2 separate regions of the Homo sapiens genome follow, and region 2 is linked to region 1. A link is a loop called in an ENCODE intact Hi-C map of the cell type or tissue named here. Cell type or tissue: endothelial cell of umbilical vein. All regions are shown on one strand.

Evidence for each region. A loop is a pair of places that touch in the nucleus more often than their neighbours do. Peaks named below come from ENCODE experiments on the same cell type or tissue, not always from the same donor. Only the 100,000 strongest peaks of a DNase experiment are listed, where the experiment ranks them.
Region 2: a loop joins it to region 1, with 2.5 times the contacts of the local background. A loop is called at or near these places in 6 of 110 quality-filtered maps.

What each region holds. Positions count from the first base shown.
Region 1 is chr4:89,654,193-89,662,192 of GRCh38, forward strand. No RefSeq gene overlaps it. Among named protein-coding and RNA genes, the nearest start is that of SNCA-AS1, 180 kb to the right of the region's middle. In endothelial cell of umbilical vein, a CTCF peak has its summit at 3,929 (motif pointing right); a DNase peak (open chromatin) is centred at 3,939; H3K27ac peaks cover 498 bases.
Region 2 is chr4:89,751,796-89,759,795 of GRCh38, forward strand. The region is part of intron 4 of SNCA (synuclein alpha); the gene reads right to left. Among named protein-coding and RNA genes, the nearest start is that of SNCA-AS1, 81 kb to the right of the region's middle. In endothelial cell of umbilical vein, a CTCF peak has its summit at 3,615; DNase peaks (open chromatin) are centred at 1,286 and 1,996; H3K27ac peaks cover 2,416 bases.

The DNA.
Region 1 (8,000 bases):
TTTTTAGACAAAAAGAATCAATTTGGAGAAATATTGATAACTAAGTAAAACCACAAAGATCCAAAAAACAAATATTATTTTAAAAACCTGTAGTTTTGAAACAAAGTATTGTTGATTATTTTTTAAGAATTATCATTATACATTTAAGAAAACACTTGGTGGACAACTTTTTCCTCAAAAAGCAGTTTTGACACAAGGATACTTATATTTTCAAAAACAAAATGATATACAATTAAGAAATTAAATTTTTTTTAGAAATATATATTTCTGGAACATATTTATATATTTATATTTGCACTTTCAATGTATTTTGTTTAAATAAGTTGATTTCTTTATTTCTCTCTCTTTCTTTCTTTCTTTCTTTTTCTCTTTCTTTCATTTCCACCAGAAATCTTACCAAAAATCAGATTCTGGTACGATTGTGATCAAGTAGTATAATAAAGCTAATCGTGGCTTGCAGAAATCGAAACTCTGCACCTGGACCCATTAGTGCTACCTTCCAACTAAATGAGCCAACACAATCAGCCCAGCTAACATGTAAATTTGGAAATACTGTGGGAAAATTGTGTTCCTGAGGCAAACTGGTGTAGTGCAAAGGCCACAGTCTCTGGGGTCAATTACAAGCATAATTGTGTAGATTTCTGCCTCCCTCAAATTCTAAGTGTTTAACCAGGATAATTTATTCTTATATTTAAAATAGACATTTAAAGTAAACATGACAGGCAGGCCGGGTGGCTCTCACCTATAATGCCAGCACTTTGGAAGGCGAAAGCGGGCAGATTGCTTGAGGTCAGGAGTTTGAGACCAGCCTGGCCAACATGGTGAAACCCCATCTCTACTAAAAATACAAAAATAAAAATAAAAAAATAAGTTGGGCATGGCGGTGCATGCCTGTAGTCCCAGCTACTCAGGGGACTGAAGCATGAGAATTGCTTGAAAGAGGCTGCAGTGAGCTGAGATCACGCCACTGCACTGCAGCCTGGGCAACAGAGTGAGACTCTGTATCAAAAAAAACCAAATTAATTAAAAAAATAAAGATGACAATTCAGAATTTGAAAAAACACATCATATATCAAAAACCTAGAACAAAATAGTATGTAGTAGATTGTTTACAAAAATTAGTTCCCATGCTGTTACATGTCTAAAAACTGGCAAAGGGTGGCTACAGCGTTAATATGAGTCATTAATTAAAGTTTGTAGCACTATATGATACCAATAATGACAACAATAACATTACCTCTACTAGGAAGACACTAAGAGAAGGAGGAAAAAGGGAAAGAAGAAGAAGAAAAAAAAACAAGTAGAAATAGCCGGGTTAACTGTTAGTCACTTTCAAAAAATAATTTTGGATTTTTCTAAATGGTTTTCATCTAATACTTTGCCTTCTGTATTACTGGTACACAATTAGATCAATATGGAATTTTGGGGTTGTATTATTCTTCTCGGGCTGCCATAACAAAATATCATAGATGAGTGGCTTAAATATGACATTAATTTTCTCATAGTTATGAGGACTGGGAGTCCAAGATCAAGGTGCCTGCAGGGATGCTTTCTGGTGAGGATTTTCTCCTTGGCTCATAAGCAGTCACCTTCTCTCTGTGTCTTCACAGGACCTTTCCTTTGTGCACATGAAGAGAGAGAACGCTGGTGTCTCCTCTACTTATAAGGACGTCAGTCCTATTGCATGCCACCCTTATGACCTCATTTAACCTTAATTACCTCCTTCAAGACCATATCTCCAAATGCATTAACATTGGGGGTTATGAATATGAACTTTAGGGGCACACAATTCAGTTTATAACAGGGATAGACAGCAGAAAGGGGGGTCATAGGTGACAATTTAGTTACTGCAAAATTAAGGAAACTAGTTAGACATGAATATAGTTTCTCTAATGCACAATTATTTACCAACCTCCTGTTCTCACAAAGGACTATTATTTAAAGGCTTGTCACATATTGTTTTGTTTCATTGTATCATTTGCAAATAATAGGCCCTTTAAATTTTCATTTTTAATTTAACTTGAGAAAATTAATTAACTTAAGAGAAATTAGAATGTCAGTAAGGAATTTCTCATTGGCTTCCCATAGCTGACACCAACATTTGCAAAATGACCTTTTTCTCCCGCATTTTAAAATGATAATTTCCATTGGTGTTTATTACCTTTATCTCCAAAAGCTGTGGTGCTATTACACACTGCCAGTCAAAAGCTCTCATTGCCGTATGGAAAATGTTTGATTTTAATGAAAAACCTGGATAATCGTTATTGGATGACTTAGCTTGACTAGTGACAGTAGCAGCTTCATATCACTTGAGATAGTGTTTTTCTGGACCAACTTTGATTTTAAGTTGTCTGTGAGGGCTCTTTAACCTGGGTGGCAAATATTGTGCATGAATCATAGGTGTGCAGCTCAGCCCCCATGGACTCCACTGCTATACTCTATGCTGTTGACTGCTAAGTCTCAGTTTCTACTACTTGGGAGATTTTCTTCCTTGGAAGAGAAAATTGAGTCTTGACTGTTCTACACCCATTTTCTATCCCCTCATGCATTTAATAAAATTTGTATCCAGCGTTTGATGAAGATGTAGTTATTATAGTAGTTCAATTATTTCTCCTCCTACATATTAGTGTTTACTGCATATTTTACTCAACTTTAACAGCAAACTGAACTTTATCACCATCTTAATTAGCCCGAAATTATGAAATGATTTTCTTCTTCAAATATTGATTTGTGTCTGTAATGTAGACTGAGTGATCAGAATGATCAATGTTCAACTCAAGCAGCTGATATTTTTAATATTCTGTTTTCCCATAGAATTATTACACACAACCCTGATGATTATGAGCTGAGGGAAAAGGTTTTTAAAATTTTTTTAAATTAATCCATTATTGTGATGCCTTAAATTAAATTATTTTGAAAATAAAATTAAGTTTTGCCTTATTAGAAACTGAGATTTAAAACATTTATGTTAAAAGCAATATTGAGTCTTTGAGATTCTCTAATCTGAAATTTATTTGATTAATTGCTAATCAGTTTTAGATGGATCTAAAACTCTGCAGCTGATTATGTCTGGAGATTGTAATGAGGAATTGTAATATGGTTGCCTAGAAACTGTATTATTGACAAACTGAAATATTAAGGTCTCCATAATTTTAAGATTCAGTGAACAATGAAAGTGCCTGTGGGGGCTGCAGACCCCAGGAAGATAATTATCAGGGGGTTGAATCTGAGACTGTCAGCCAAACTCAGATCCAATTGAGATATAATAAACCTGTCTTGTAAATATTTACTGACATGATTTTTATAGGAAAGTTACCATTATATTCTAAAGCTTTAATACACTAACATATAAATTAAACTTTTATTTGGGATATGCCATTTTCGTCTAACTTAGCTGTTTTCTTTATGTTAGTATTGAAATCAATTCATAGCCTCAGCCATGCAGCCTGATGCTTCCTTCTTGTTACTGAGCCCTATACTGACAAATATACCAAGCAACTAACAGCCCCACCATTCTCCTAGGAGGAACAAGTCATTAATGATGGTGGCAGTAAAGATTCTATGTCCTGCTACCTTATTTTGTTAGAAGCTAAAGTATTTCTTCTTATGTTGCAATAATATAAAAGACTATTTGGTGCCTTTAATTTATTACATTTCAATACAAAATTTTTCTACTAAAAAAAATACTTTAAAAAAAAGTTGGAGAAAGCTAATGAGCTTCAAGTCCTGGAGTTCTCAGTCACTGATAAAGATAATACCATTATTGAATTGAAACAGCTGTGTGATTTAGATCAGGGGTCAGCTTTTAGCTCTTCACTCAGCTCTCATATGAGGGTGAAAAGAAGAGAATGGAATTAGGCGTGATGTGAGTTCCCACCAACACAAATTTTGCTTGATTCTGTCCTTTTAACGACAATTGAACCAGTAGATGGCACTATGTATTTCAGTGAAAACAGTAGACTTTCAGTGCCATAGAAATAAGCAATTAATTGCTGAATGTGAAAATGAGTGAAATGCTTCACATCTGATTGTGAGTTTCCCCCAGTTGATTTGTATTCAAATACCTTAAAGGAACATACAGTCAACACAGATTTCCTTATTTAAGAATGAAGAAGCATACTTGCTTCTGGGACTTTGTGTATGTTTTTAAAATAATGATGTACAGAAAGACAATACATTTAAAAATGTTAATTTGAGTGTTCTGTTCTTAGCATTGCAAATCTAAAGTACATGTATATACATGTATTTGTGTACAATATAGTTTTAAATATAATTAAGTCACTTTTATATAAATAGAAAATTGTTTTCCAAATGCATCAGCCAAGACAACCATTTTTGGAAACAAGACAAAGATCTTTGCAGACCAGAAATGGAACTGAAACAGTGCTAAATGAGACAGAACATTCAGCTTGCCAGGATGTGGGGCCAGAAGTGAGCCTTTGCCACCAAAAAATGTTGATCCTATGGGATGATGGAAACTAAATCCATCTCCGGTGGGATAGGGGACAGAGCCCTCTTCACTGTTTAACACCAAAGTCTTTCATTTAGGGGGAAGAAAACTCTGGAAAGGTCCCTGCTGCACTGGCTGGAGGAGGAGGAAGTAGGCGGAAGCTTCTCAGTTACCACCTGAGTGAAACTGCCTACTAGTTCAATGACTAGTCTGAGATATTGTTAACATCAGTCACTGAGGCACGGGAACTCAAAATCACCAGTTCTGCACTGGTTCCTAGGCAGAAGTAACTGTAAAACTTCTGCTGGAGACTGGAGGGATGAAATTGAAATGGAAACTTCCAGTCAATATTAGCCTGCAAACCAATATTCCTGACCATATGAGGAAAATTTAAGAAAGACAGCTAACACTAAACAATTAATAAAACATTCTATTTTAGCTTTAAAAGAGAGGAACAGAATTCAAAATTTTAATAATTATTTTCCGGATTTGATTAAGTATATAAGTCTTAATTTTGGCAATTCATTTTGAGGGCTAAGAAGGAAAAATAAAAATAAGTCTACCAGACACATCCTACTGAAACTTCAGAATATCAAAAATAAAGAAAAAAAAAAGACACCCTTAAATCTATCAGAGGAGAAAGATTTCCACAAAACAACCGTAATTAAACTAACGGTAGTCTTCTCAGGTATAACCAAGTGTGCCCCCAAACAATGATAATTTACCTTTAAAGTGCTGAGGGATGCCAGTTGTCCACCCAGGATTCTATTACACTGTATAGAGTATGCATAATTATGCTGTAAATAAGTAATTATATTTTAAGCAGGAGGGAAAGGAAAATATATTTTCAGATACACGGAAACTAAAAGAGTTTACTAACCATGCTTTTCCAGAAAGAATGACCAAAAGATGTATTATAGCAAGAAGATGAAACCTAGAGAAAAATAATAGGAAGCATGAAAAAATAGTGAATATAAAAACTGGTAAAATATGTTGGCAAATTTAATTAACTACTGATGACAAAATAAAAGATTTAGAGCTACAAAAGGTGAAACTGAAATACATGTCAATAAAAACAGATTCGTTTGGGCAGAATGGGGATTGGGGTGGTAAAGCCAAGATCCTTGCCTGCTCTGGGAGGAAGATAGGTGTAAGGAATATGTATTACAAAGTATATATCCATTTAAGGAGTGAAGAATAAAGAGGGAAAGTAGAGAAACTTTTGAAATGCATAGGAAGAAAAGTTGAAAAATGAATGGAAAGAACCCACTCAGAACAGTGACTGCCTCTAAGGACGGAGGGAAAATCACAACGCAGGGAGTGAGAGGGAGGCTTCAAGTTATGTCTTTAACTTTTACACATTAAAAGACAAAATGATACAAATTCAATATGCCAGAATGTTAATATTTGTTTGTTGAATGTGGGTAGAAGTTATATAGGCGTTCTTTATCCTATTTGCCATACTTTTCAGGTTGACTGAAGCATTGCGAAATGTAAAATAAATGCCAAGGGGGGAAAAAAAGGAAAAAAATCATCTCAATGTAAATTAATCTATTCTTCCACTTTCTTAGGCCCTGCTGCTGAAGTTTGAGATATAAAATATGTACCTAGAGCTAATATAATGGAGATCCCTGAAAAAGTTTTCCTAAAAAAATAAAAATTAAAAAAAACACACACACAATGAAATAAAAATGAGAGGTAAAATCTGCTCAATTCCTTGTGTATATTGTCAGTTTGTTTTACCTTTGAAATCCTTAGTTCCATGTTCATTTTACACTTGTTTCAACTGATTCCAGCTAATTAAGCAGATTATCTTGGGGACTGTGCTACACACACAAGTTTATCTGCCTGTGTAAGTGCAACTTGAGGACCTTTCTGCAGTGCTAAATTTGCCTTAGGAAAAAATACTGGAAGAATTGTAATTCTGTATTTGTGTGTATGTGTTTCTATAAACCACAAAATCTAATCGGACTATTTGTGGCATTTGCAAAAACACCTACGTCAGCAGTATTACTAGTGAAGACAAGTTAGCCTTCTCTCAAATTTAAGGCTTACATGATACACATGACTAGTTTAGAACATAGCAAATTTAAACCTGGGCACACTAAAAGACATTAGGGGTGACTCTTAGGTAACAGATTTTATCCCAGTACCATACACCCTCTAGTTCCGATATGAATGAGATTTTTAGAATTTCAGCTTGAGTAAAACCAATCAATAATTCTGCCATGGAGGGAAAAACTACCTTGTTTATTTTCAGAGGCAGCCACAAATTATGCTTGGACCCTAGACAAAGTGAAAAAATAACATAAAAGCTTCTAATGCCAATATGGTTTGAAAGGCCTTATGGGAAAAAATTAACTAGGATAAATAAATAAATTTTAAAAAATCAGTGGCCTGACTCAAAATGACAGATTGAGCAATGCACATTCATTCACTTTTCTGCCAGCCAATTCTACTGATGTAACAGAAAGAAAATATAATTATAGGGAATAAACCTGAAAAACAAGGATGTTTTTCAACGCTAGGCTAGAAATTGTGAAAAATTCTAGAAGCTAGAAAGTAGACAGGATCAAATGGTAAAAAAACAAAACAAAACAAAACAAAAAAAACAAGGACAGAGAAAGCTACAGCCAGAATGTACGCAGTGACAAGGTATTGGATGGGAAAGGGCAGCTTATTTCCCAGAGAAATTCCATGTTCAGAATAAACAAAAACATAAAGCAGGAAGGACGTCTAGAACAACAACCAGGATTATTCAGCAAAGGCTGCTATCAACACAGTCCTCCAATTTAAAGGGTTTACATTGTGTTAAATAGGATTTATAAAATAGGAGTTATAATTAGACATGTCCTAGATAACTTTTAGAAACCTAATGTGTTAGTTTCCTAGAACTATCATAACAAATTACCATGAACTGAGCAGCTTGAGATAACAAATTTATTCTCTAACAGTTCAGAAGGAAAGAAGTCTGAAATCAAGGTGCTGATTCACTACTGCTGCTCCCTCGGAAAGCTTTAGGGTAGGATCCTTCTTTGCCCTTTCCTTCTGGTGGTTAACCAGAAATTCTTGGCATTCCTTGACCTGCAGACACATCACTCCAATCTCTGCCTCTGTCATAACATGACATTTTCCCTGTGTGTGCCTATATTCAAAATTCCCTTTTCTTAGGATTCCAGTCATTGGATTAGGTTCTGCCCTAATTCAGTATGACCTTCTCTTAATATGATTATATCTGCAAAAACTTTTTTTTTTTCCACAGAGGGTCACATTTGCAGGTGCTAGAGATTAGGACTTGAGCCTATTTTAGGAGAAAAGTTCAACTCCTAACACCTAAGAATAAAAAAGCTCCAAAATCTTTCAGAATGACCATCACTACCAACAAAAATATAGGTTACCTGTAAAGAAACAAAAATTAAATTTGCAATAGCCTTCTCATCAACAACACAGCATAGGAGAATAAAATGGAGTCAGGTCTTCAAAGTATTGACAAGATATAGCTTTAAGCTAAAATACTATACCAAAAACAAAAACAAAAATTATTACTCAA
Region 2 (8,000 bases), 98 kb after region 1:
TCGTGAATAAATATAAAACTTATGGAGAGGGAGGAAGATATTTTGAAAGGAAAAAAATCATTGGACTTTATTGCTCAAAGCCAAAAGAAATTGTTTTTTGTGGCAAAAGTAAAACAAGGTAATTTTGTACTGTGTGCTGTATTTCTGGCAATTATCTGTTATCTTAAGAGGCTTATATAGAAAGAACAATTGTACCTACTTTCACAGCATGCTCTGAGGATCTAAGGACCCTCAACAAATAGTTTTCATGCTACAAGCAGGCACTTATTTAGGCACAAATAGGATGGGATTCTTTTTTTAACTGTAGTATAAATAATTTTATATAATACAGTTATATAGGCTTTTTTAAACAAAATACAGTCAGATTTTAAATCTCTCTATTCTAAGATAGACACTTCACAATTTAAATTCAAGACTCCTTGTTTCTTGAAGACATCTATGAAAGCAAATGTTTTTGAGAACTTGGCTGAATCTGAGTCCATTCCGATTAGCAGATTCCACATTCACTTTTGAGCCATGACTTAGAAGCTATCAAGACATTATGTAGCAACCTTTTTCTCAGTATTCCAGGAAAATAAAAATGTGCATGCATTAACTCAATAGGTATTCAGATGTTTCCCATTAGTAAGTTGTGACCATGCAATAAAAACCATGCTCACCAATATTCCCCAATAAACTTCAAGATTTGTAAGCTCATGCATACCCACATTTATGTTAAAATTTGAAATAATGAAATATTTTTGCATTGTGAAAAATAGATATATATGCATTTTGTGACCAAAACCATCACCACAGTTCCATTGCTGTTGTTGTTCTTCTTCTTATTATTATTATTATTATTTTTGGTTTGTTTGTATCTGGCACATTTGGGGTTATAAATCACAAATAACATAAATAAGATAATGTTAATCTCCTTCTTACAAAATCCAATGGCTTCCCACAAGTCTATATATAATATGCAAATTTCTTACTATAGCTTATAAGATCTGGAATAATTTTTCCTATCTCCAGCCTTCACCTCTTCTCACATTCATCATATTCTAGCTAATCAGGACTCTTTTATGTCATAAAATATGCTAGATTTGCACACCCTTAAAGCCTTCATATACGAGTTTGTTCTGCCTTGGATACCTCTGTTCCACATTCCCGAACATTCTCTCTCTCATCACACAGCTGGACCCTTTCACCCTCCTGATCTCAATTGAAATGTGACCTTCCTGTATAAACTTTCCATGAGCTGGCTTGTCTGACTGAACCCAAATGGCTAATGGATTTTCTTTCCCGTTACATGCTCTCTAATTTATGATGCTTTGCTTGGGGGGAAAATGAGAGGTGGGAGTCTGTTTACGGAACATGGAAGTCCTTTTGCAGAGGTACAAGAGTGGAAATGGCTGTTCCCCAGCCTGGCTCTCTGAGTCAGACCTGACATCCACAGAGAGAGCACTGCAGTAACTGCAAACGCTTCTGTTTTGATTGTGGTAATTGGAACAATCAGGGCACAAACTGCAAGGTCACTGGCAAGGGTAGCAGCAGGCATGATTCCTCCCTTAGTAATTTTAAAGCAGCAGATTTCAAAAGGGAAAACCAAGCAGATGAAAGTGAGCAGATTTGTTCTTCAGCACATGTGAGATACCCTTGGAGATGCCAATAAATCACTGGAGAGACTGTGAAGGAGGCTTAGGCCCTGCAGATGAAGTTAGTGATGGAGGGAAATCGTGTTTATCCTCGGGCTGTCAGGTCTGAAATACCTGGGTTAAGTAAATGGCCTCTGGGATGGTCACAGTCGGCAATTATTAGCAGTTACAGATCCATCTCTATGCCAAAACAGATAACAGCATCCAGGAATTATCCAAAGTCACAAATCAGTGTCAGTGTCTTGTCACTCACCCACGTAGTGCTTTTCCCTTCCTCCTAGTTACTTAATGGATAAGGGCACATTGTCAAATAAACAAACAAGTGAGGATAAATGTTGCTCCGAAATTTAAGGTGAATCATTAGTCAGACTTGGTATCGTCATGGAATTTGGTCTGTTTTCTAACTAGCTTTATTTTAGCACAGCCATAAATCTGGCTGTAATTGTCTTTAACTCCGATGACTCATACATCTAAGCATTTCATTTAACTTTCAACCGTGAAAAATTCCAACTGATTTGGCAATATGAATGTGCTCTTACATGCATATGATCATATGATGCTGTCAGTACAACATCTGTTTTTGTTCTTGGGATGTTGATGGACTATCATGAACCATCTTATAACTTTCCCAGTCCCCTTTAAGTCCAAGAGGATACAACTGAGAAGGCAGGTAGAGTTTTTGGTCAGTGGCTAGGTTTTTCCTGAATATCAAACAAATTGCCTGGTATGAGAATTTAACAGAATATGACCACAATTTTTTTAACAGATTTATCTACTTGAAACATCGCCTCAGTCAATGAAGAAACTTATGTTCTATAACTAATAATAAAAGATCATTTGTAACTGAAATATGACAAATTGCTGTTTTAATCATGAGGATTACCATTTAGAACAGCTAGGTAAACATTTACTTTTTAATCCGGAAATAAGTTAAAGCAAATAATAAAAATTTATATTTAAATCACACAACATGTTTTATCATGAATAATAAATGTTTTTAAAGTTTAAAAATGTACTTGTTACCTTGTGGGTATTCCTGAACATGATTAGGATTTTTATTTCTCCAAGTATTTTTATTCACTCACAGAATCAAAATGTCAAGGCTATATAAGTTTTCATCAAGTGCTAATTTAGCATCTAAGTTTTTATTAATTAATTTGTAAAGGAAATAATAATGAGAGTCAAAGGAAGAAGCATCTCCTGTGGTGAGCTCCATTTCCAGATTCCAACGAAACCATTAAAATATTTATGGCACTGAGGCTGAATCAGACGGGTCTTGTGTACTCTCTTGTGTGGCCATATTGTGTAGCAACAGTGGGTTTCGAATAATAAGATTCAGTCATCCATTTAGACTCCAATTGGAGCTCAGGCAACTTCAATTTGTGATTATAATGATTAACTTCAAAAAGATGCACTATTTGTAGACCTATGTTGAAACTTATGCAGTGGAACTAAAAAGCCACCTATTTTTATAATAAAAAGGCACAAATACGCAAATGCAAAAGAAATTCATTGGAAAATCTTGAACGTTTCAAATATAATTATCACAAATGCAAATATAAAATAACAATATGTTTGTTAATATTATACTTTCATTTAATCAGTTCTTCTAAGTAAGGCAAATATATGAATTTTTTAATATACAAAAATACCCCCCCAAAACTCCATTAAGTATATCTATATGACCATTGGGTAAGATTTTTTATGATTATTAGTATGGGAAAATTGTGACTGTTTAGATATATTAAATATATTAAGTAATATATTTAATGATTTAAGATTGTTAAATAATTTATATTAAAATTGAAACCTCATTTTGCCAGTATTAAAAATTTCAAAATTTAAATACATATGACACCAATGCATACAATGTTACTTTGTCCTGAACATAAGTTTTAAAAGAATTTAAGTTTAAATATTCTCCTAAATGCTTTGTGAGACTTAAGATAAAAAACAGTTCCTCAGAACTCCTGACAAAGGGGGGCAGTAAAGAAGCAAAAAGATTTTTATGGAGTTCAGGGAAAGCTGAAAGGCCTTTGTGTACATTCCCTATTTTCTAAACAGTAAATGATGGATTGCATTTTAGGCAGACTACAAAATTGCTAAAATTAAATGTTGGGATGGAAATGTGGAATGCAGAGTTTGCAACCCCCTTTTAATTTAATATTTTCAAAGAATTAAGAGAAATTATTATATTTTATTTTATAAAATATTATATTTAAAATTACTCAATTCTAAATGAATGTTATTGCAAACCTAGGCTTATAAGAAGAATGCATTTAGAAGCCCTAGATAACATACAATATAAAAATAATATTTGCAAATTATGCATTTGTTTTCTTTTCTTTCTTTTTTTTTTTTTTTTTGAGATGGAGTTTCGCTCATGTTGCCTAGGCTAGAATACAGTGGCACAATCTCGGCTCACTGCAACCACCGCCTCCTGGGTTCAAACGATTCTTCTGCCTCAGCCTCCCCAGTAGTTGGGATTACAGGTATGTGCCACCATGCCCGGCTAATTTTGTATTTTTAGTAGAGATGGAGTTTCTCCATGTTGGTCAAGCTGGTCTTGAACTCCCGACCTCAGGTGATCCACCCGCCTTGGCCTCCCAAAGTGCTGGGATTACAGGCCTGAGCCACCGCGCCTGGCCTGTTTTCATTTTAAGTGTAGTTGTCTAGCATTTTCAATACATTCCCCCCCGTTTGACAAATTTTATCTTGCCATTTAGCTAATGGGCAAGCAAAAAATTAAGTGGAATAATTGGACAGAACAATTATCTGGTAACCTAAACAATGGTAACATGAGATAGGTATTTTATGCATTGTTTGGACTTATAAACTATCTAGTGTTCTAATAATAGACATAATGGTTTATTCAACTAATAGCTACTGTCATCCTTAGAGGTTATTAACAACTCAAAGTAGTGAATTACATCCAACTAAAGGGTGCTTTTGTATAGACATTTGTTCTTATTGCTGGTCACTTATTCTTCAAATATCTTTTAGGCACCATTTACAAAGATGACCAGAGGTACAAAATCTGCATATATAATAGAAAGAGCCAGGTAGTCATTCAATAAAAGAAGGTATATAGTACCAGGAAAAGATTTTTATCTTAGCCTAAGGCAGTCTGAATTCTCAAGCCCAAAGCACATAAATTTGTTGGAATTATTTCAATTTCTAGTCACTAAAAATGTGACGCACATTTACACCAGTGGTTCGGTTGATTACTTCTCTTCAGCCCTAGTCTCTTAAGCACAGGTATACACACTTACAGCAATATCTCTGCATACAATATTTTTGACAGAATGAAAAAGTTAAAAATATTGATGTTTATTTCAGCGATTCTGAAATGGTTTATAAAAATTCTATGACTATAAGAAATTCATGAGGAATGCAATATATCAGGAAAGAACAATGTCATCTTTACATAAAAAGGATGCGTGTCAGTAATTTGAGAGGCTGGAATCTAGTGACAAATGTGTCACTTTTTAAGGTGTGCTTGATTCACAGCTGACAGCTTTGATTTGAAATTGCCTTTAAAACAATGTCTATGTATCAGTGCAATGAATTCTAACCAAAAGCTTGTTGGAGCTAACCACAGTACCTATATATTCAAGATGTTCATGGGAGGAATGGAAGATTTGATATTTAGGCACTGAAGGGTTGCTATGATAGTTATTATACACAATTGAGTTTAAAATGAATATATGTGTCAGTTCTATTATTAAATGTTATAAAATATGAGGGAATAATAAATGCTATGTAATTTATAAACTACAAGAAAATTTATATCAGGAAACTGCTTATTTCCTAATATATGCACTGTCTTCAGTGTCTCCAAAACTGTCAACTCTGCCAATGTGACTAGCAGATGATGAGCAGGCAGTCCGTGTGATATTATCAATTACATAGTCAGAAATCTGAGTCTTTCTTTCACCTTATGAGCTGTTTAGGAAGAAGGTGTATATGTGTGTAACAGGGAGCAAGAGGAGATTAACTTGTAAGCCATTATCTGATGCAAAGGCAGACATTTACTAAGTCATCTGTGAAGAGATGGTTCGATAATAGCTAAGCATTCATATAAATCTTCAGGGACTCGAATTCTCTCAAGTGTGACAGAATACTCCTCTCAACTGCCAGCGCTCCTGTTGTAAAAAATCACATTTGGCAAAGGGCTCTGGTGTTTTGAGTTCTGCTCAGTGACAGGTTTGTTTTAAGTAAGATTAATACTGAGGACAATAAAATGACCTTCAATTAAGACTCCTTTTAAATTTTGTCTACCTGATTTCCACTATGGTTCGTGTCTAGCTGTACTCTATCTAAGAATGATCTTTAAAACATTCAGGATTATGAGAGAGATATCTAGGAAGTCATAGGAAATAACCACTATTCAATGCTGTTCTGTACACCATTAGTAAACCATAAGAGAGGACAAACATTTATCCAAGAAAGAGACTATTACATAGCCACCAGGACCCAATATGGATTCAGCACAATTGAGCAATACATGTAACAGATTTGTGGTGAAAAACAGGTGCTGCTCAATTGCTTAGTCTAAAATTCTCCCTCAATTCCTTCCCATCACCTAATTTGTTTGACATCTAGTCTTTTTACATTATAATATAGTATATTAAAAAGTTCTTATTATGGTTTTTTTTTTTGAGATGGGGTCTCGCTCTGTCGTTCAGGCTGGAGAGTAGGCTCAGTGCAAACTCTGCCTCCTGGGTTCATGCCATTCTCCTGCCTCAGCCTCCCGAGTAGCTGGGACTACAGGATCCCGCCACCACGTCTGGGCCAATTTTTTGTATTTTTAGTAAAGACTGGGTTTCATGGTGTTAGCTAGGATGGTCTCGATCTCCTGACCTCATGATTTGCCCACCTTGGCCTCCCAAAATGCTGAGATTACAGGTGTGAGCCACCGCGCCTGGCCCTTATTATAGAATTTTTGGGCATACATTGCACATTTTTCTAATTGTGCTTCAATAATACCAAACAAGTGGGCAAATGCTTCACTGGGCTACATTTGCATCCCTGAGTACAATTTCACATTGGTTTTGGTTTTGTGAATTTTGGAGGAATTTATTTTGAGAGATGCCCCTGGAAATAAATAATGCTGATGTTTTGGTGTAATTTTATTTATTGCATTAATGGAATATGTAAATACAATCTATCAGCATTAGGCAGAAAATATTTAAGAGATATCAAATTCTTTTGCCGAGAAAGGTAGTAGTTTGCCAGGAACTACAAGCTTTCTAACTGAACTTTTAAAAATAAATTTTAATTTTTAATTTTGATAGATCATCATAGTTGCACATATTTAAGGGCTATCTGTGATATTTTCATACAATACTGCCATGTTTACTGCCACTATTCACAATAGCCACGATATGGAATCAACCTTTGTTCATCAACAGAAGAGGAGACAAACCTGACTTTGGTCTGTGCTGGCTGCAGGTTCTGGAGAGCTGTTTGAAGTGACAAGATGGCAAATGAAAGGGTCAGTTGGTTGCCTGGTGGATTATTCGTCCTCATAACACTTTACCTAGAAATTTTGCCTTTTCTCACAAAACCATAATAATGGACAAACAGCATGAACCTAGATATGCACCCCCAGTCACTATCGTAAGGTCAAGTTGGTATGAGTCACATAAGTAGAGGACTAGAAGTTTTATCTGAATAGTATTGTCATAGTGGCTAGGAATGAGAGTGAAAAGTAGACTAGATGTGTGCTTTGATATGGCTTGGAGCAAAAGGTCAGGTATTGGGGCACTTCTGAAATGATATCTATTATTTAGGAACTGGGTCAGGAAAATCTATAATTACATTCCTACTGTATTTACATACCATTCATTCCTAAGAGAGCTCTTCCAAAAAAAAAAAAAAAGAGATGTCAGTGCATAAAAAATAAACTCCATTTCTTTCTCAAGCCCAAAGTACATAAATCTTGAAATTTTCCAGCTAAAAAATAGGCATATGTTCTAGCATCAGCTTTAATTTATCCCACATTCATTCTCTGCTACAATAAAGTGACAAAGCCATTCATATTTTATGTTACATCTAATTATCTGTTTTTCAGTTAGATAAATATGCTTTATATCCTAGGTACCATCAGAATTTCAAAGCTCAGAAAATCACTAATGAGAATGGAAGGAATTAACCATCATGCAAGCAGAAGCATGCGGCTACCATGCTACATTGCTCAGAGTTCATGTAGCAGTTTAATCAGGGTAGCAGCTGTGCAATGAGCTTTGTTGGAACTGGAGTCTCGCATCCTAAATGTGAAATATCTACTGTTTGAAAGGGTGATAACTTTATGCCTTGCAAAGAAAACAGTCCTCAAGTGTTATTTTTTAATGAATTAACCCT